2 separate regions of the Homo sapiens genome follow, and region 2 is linked to region 1. A link is an interaction called in ENCODE POLR2A ChIA-PET data of the cell type or tissue named here. Cell type or tissue: MCF 10A. All regions are shown on one strand.

Region 1 (2,500 bases):
CCTCAGCCTCCCAAAGTGTTGGGATTACAGGCGTGAGCCACCACGCCCAGCTGGGCAGGTAATTTCTGATTCCAGGGCCTCCCAATGGGACACTGAGAGAAAACACAACTGGGTTGACTCAATAAACAGGGACTATTTGCCAGCTAACGTTTATTGTGCATCTCTATCAACTAAGCGCTCTGCATTCTCAAACTGTTGAAATTCCACATGTATGACAACCTCTTCTGTATTTGTGTATATCAGGCATGGACTCTTATTTTCCATGGAGTTTGAGTTTGCTAGCTTTCCCATTAGTACTTACACAAAGAAATGTCGGTCAGCCTCCCCAGGTTCCTCTTCCTGGCCCTTCTCATCCTCTCAGGGAGCTGTCACTATAGGCAGCCTCAAATTCACAGCCTGTCTCTTGTAGCTGTTTCTGGGCTTGATCCTCCTAAGCTTTGTACTTGAGCCCGTCACTTTGCATAAAAGGATGTTCTTGACTACATTGCCACCTTTTGTTCCTTTCATCAAATGGAAATTACCTTTGTTATGAAATCATTGGTTGACATATAATTTACTCTTGCTGTGATCTGGTAGAAAATTGTACATTAAAAGAAAACCTCAAATACAACAGCACTCAAGTTGAAAATGTCCTATTATTTCCTAAAGAGAAGGACAAAAAGCGAAAGATATCAGAAAATATTGTGAACAAATGGAAGATTTTCATTAGTGTTGGATGACTAACTCAGCACCGATGGCATTCCAGTGGCTATAATTTAGCTCCACACTCAGTTGGCAGTATTAAATGCTTCCCTTTGGTGCACTTTTGTGGCTGAAGCGACGGCCTCCTATGTGTTTTGTGTGCAATTTCTCCTTAAATCAGCTGCCTACCATTTTGTTCCAGTTCACAGTGCCTTTTGGCCCCAGGATACAGTGCAAGTCCAAAGGAGGCACTAAAAGTGATGTGGTTGAATGACAGTTAAGTCATTTGCAAGGTCCTCAGCTCCAGCTATGAGGTTAGCACTAGACAGATCAACTTTTCATTCTTGGCTTGTGCCTCTGAGGTTTCCTACATAGCTAGCATTTTCAGTTGGTTAAATTCCTATTTATTTCATGGATTAGTCATACGTACCAACAGTGAGGGTGCTTCTTAGCACAACGGAAAGTCGTTGCTGGAGGAAACATTGTGGTTTATCTAATCTAGTTGTTATTTTTTAGATTAGGACATTAAAGCCCAGAAAAAAAAAAAACTGATCAAGATCATATGCCTCCCTTTTTTTTTTTTTTTGCTTTAATTGATAATTCTTATCACAGTGCCCCAACTGCCTCACATGGCAGGTGTCTTCTGTACCTTTTGTATTCCTCACAGAGGCCAGCTTGGAAGATGGGCCTACTCTGTTGAGTGCGCATATATACTTGGAGGATAAATAATCACGACTACTTACTAAACATGAACTACTAGAAGTGTTTTTAAAATATTATCTATAGTCCTCAGAACCACCCTACAATGTATGTAAAAAACACATGTTACAGATGAAGAAACTGAGGTTGAGAAGGCTGAAATAACTGGAAAAAGATTGCACAAATAATGAATCATAGAGATGGGATTTCAACTTAGATCTATTAGCCCCAAAAGTGCATGCTTCTTTCACAATAACAGTCTCACTTGCAAACACTATAGGTTTTAAGATGCAGTTAATACCTATCATGAAATTAAGAAAAAAATAGTAAAAGAAAGTTTTTTAAAAAAATGCAGTTAGAATTCTTAGGATTTCAATAGAAGCAACATGGTTCAATTTGTGTCTTTCTGTGGACAGTTATGTGACCTGAATCCTAATATTAGCTCAAGAGAGCTGAAGACTCATAGTTTGTAAATAGCTTGCAACAGTCTCAACAAACAAAAATAAGCTCTACAAGTCCCGGGGCTGAAGGGTTATGAATCTTGGAGGAAGATACGAGTTCATCTATACTTACTTGTACAGGTTGTAATTCTCTTTCATTTACCTTAGAATATGAAAGTCGGAATTACAGGAGCTAAATAATTGAAGGGTCTCAAAGGCTCAGTCGTATCTCCCTCAGAGTACTTTAACAAAAAGGAATAGCTCTCCAACATTAAAATTCCAGGCTTCAGTGCACATGAGGAAGAAGTGGTTCTCAGAACAAGGGCATGGTTTGTTCAGAGTGATAGACAGTATACTGGTCCCCAAAGATGTCCCATCCTGGAATCAGTGAATCTGTTAGGTGATATGGCAAAGGAGAATGAAGGCTGCAGATGTAGCTAAAATTATGGATCTGATGACCCTGAGATGGGGGGATTATTCTGTACTATCTGAGTGGGCCCAATGTAGTCACAAGAGTTCATATAAATGGAAGAAGGAGGCAAAAGAGGAGGGTCAGAGGGATCTGTGATGATGGGAGTAAAGTTGGAGTGATGTGATGAGAGTACCCAACCTGGCATTGCTGGCTTTACCAATGTGAGAAGGGGCCATGAGCCAAGGAATGTGAGCAGCCTCTGCAAGCT
Region 2 (2,500 bases), 76 kb after region 1:
CGGAGTATTCTTGACTGGGGAAGGGCCGGGTTACCAGGCGCCATCGGGCAGTCTAGACACCTTGTCCTGGCTATGCCCTGGAGACTCACAGTCCATATGCCACCAGACAGCAAAGGGATTATGAGACTTGAAGGCTTGGAATAAACACACATAAAATATGACCGGAGCCCTGCATTTTTAGCTAATAACTTCAGTGGGTGAGGAATTGTGGGCTGGCTCAGAGATGGCTGCTGTTAGCACCATTTGCCTTTCTGCTTCCCTAGAACTTGCTGCTGTTTGGCGAAGGGCTGCAGTTTTGCTGCCTAACTTCTGAGAGACACTCCTTATTCACTTTCATGACTTTCCATACTTGCTGTCCCAGGTGGGTAAGCTCAGGAGCTAGTCTGTGTGTCTGATATTAAAATAAAACAATCCAAACAGTCCTCCTAAAATTAACATTAATACCACTGGAAACATTTATTATGCAAATAATTCAGAATAAGGCAAAGACCACTTGGATTAGCTTGCTCTCAGTTTGATATTTTGGTTAAATGAAATTATTTTATATTTATATGTTCTTTGTATTTTTAAAAGTACATATAAAAATAAAGGACCCAAAAAAATCACACTATTTTCAGGTCTCTGATATAACTGGTACGAAGATATTTGTTGTTCTAATCTTTCTGGAAAGCAAACTAGGTGAGTGTAACCAAAGTTATAAAATTATTCGTAGCTTCTCTTATCCCTGGCTGGTCAATTTTAGGACTCTATCTAAGGAAATATCTTCTCTCCCGGAACAGGGAAACTAAAAGTGCGCTTCATGGCTGAACATTTATAATCAGCTGAAGTGGAAGCCTGTGAGGGGTGTGGCCAGGAAGGCTAGTGTGTTACATAGGACTGAGGTGTGGCACTAGGAAGCAATGCTGCCTGGGTTGTTCTCTGAGGAGAGGCTGTGAGGGGAGGAAAGGGTGCTCCCCAGTTGGTGTGTACACCCCAGATGGTGTGTACATCGTGATTCTGACCACGTGGCTGAGAGCCACCTACAGTTTTTACACACTCCTTACTCCAGCAGCTGTAGGTGGAGTTTCTCTGGGAGCTCATTAGGACTCTCCTCACACTGGGGGTTGGGGAGGGGTTCCTGACCATCTTCAAACCTGGGCCCCTATTGTTCTAAGTCTGTGTCTCTATCAATTTAGAACAATGTAAAGGGGGTGAATGTTTGTTTACTTACTTATTTCTTTGTTTCCCTCTAAAGTTGCTTGAATTTATATAGAAATAAAACCATGTTACACGTTATAGTGGTTCTTTTTTTAAGACCTTGAGTGTATGATCTTGTACTATTTAGAAAAGCAGGCTGAGTGTCTACATGCTTCAGAGTGGCTCAGCAGCTGACATCTTTCTCTCAACTGAATATGAATAACTTGCATTTTTAATTAAAAATCACAGATTTATTTTTGAGATTCCTGAAGTTCTTGGATTATAAAATTCCCCAATTCTGGACAGATTGAGGATTTTATGTAAGCTAAGGTTTTAAAATGAGGATTTCCAATTGGTAGAAAGTAATGTATACATGTGTGTCCAAATTCTTTTGTGCTGAAACTTAAATAAATGTTGATGAGCTTTCACTGGTGAATGTTCTAGAGGATTGCAGGAAGGCTGGTTGTTGAAGAGCCACACACTTTCTACCTGTACGTGTGTATTTACACATGGCCACGTGCATTTTACTACCCTCATGTATATAGTCAAATAAATACATGTGCATGTGTACACACATTCTTTCATATCACTTCTTGTCTGATTTGGCACCTTCCAAAACTCATTTTGAGGTGCCAGAATAAGTTTTATTTTGGCTTTTAGATGACAGCCTCCAGAGGAATGGCATCCACAATTACTCTTCGTCTCTGGGGGCAGCAAAATGTCCACAGCACTTGGGAACAGTCGGGTCAGTTGGAGTGGCATGCCCCCAGGAAGACAGAAACCTTCTTGTACAGTTGTCTGTTTTTATTATCATAGACAGGTGGTTGATAGCTGTTTTATTTCTCCCAAATATGGCTTTCGTTTTGGAGGAAAAACTTGGAATAAGTAGTGACTTACTTCATAGATGCTCTGCCCTTCTCCCCGACCCCACCAGTGGAGGGTGACATTGCTCCTTCAGCTCCCCACTTCTCAGCTCTGGGACATCGGTGAGTTCCCCAGGAAGGATGCGGACGAGGACAACCATGTACCTGCCCTAAGTGGGGAGACCAGGCGTGTGTACAGATAAACTTAATAGAGAGGCAAAAATGAAGCATGTCAGAAACACAGAAGTGCGGAGATTGTTCAGACCTCTCTTGGGTGATTACAGTGGACTCCTTATTGATCTTTTAGCTAATAAAATGAATGGAAAAATATTTCATAAGTGTACAATATGCAGTAGGAAAATAGAGTACTGTTTACTTAAAAGTCTGAAAAACACTGCTGTACTGCTTCCGTGCAATCACAACTGGGGTTTAGACACCCACTATCTTATCTTGTCTATTCC

The links. Peaks named below come from ENCODE experiments on the same cell type or tissue, not always from the same donor. Only the 100,000 strongest peaks of a DNase experiment are listed, where the experiment ranks them.
Region 2: POLR2A ChIA-PET joins it to region 1 with 5 read pairs; 2 of 35 experiments call an interaction of 5 or more read pairs at or near these places.

Annotation. Positions count from the first base shown.
Region 1 is chr1:232,890,272-232,892,771 of GRCh38, forward strand. All of the region lies in intron 4 of LOC101927711 (a long non-coding RNA gene), which reads left to right. Among named protein-coding and RNA genes, the nearest start is that of NTPCR, 59 kb to the right of the region's middle. In MCF 10A, no CTCF peak of the experiment used is centred here; DNase peaks (open chromatin) are centred at 1,060 and 1,590.
Region 2 is chr1:232,965,949-232,968,448 of GRCh38, forward strand. The region is part of intron 3 of NTPCR (nucleoside-triphosphatase, cancer-related); the gene reads left to right. Among named protein-coding and RNA genes, the nearest start is that of NTPCR, 17 kb to the left of the region's middle. In MCF 10A, no CTCF peak of the experiment used is centred here; no DNase peak of the experiment used is centred here.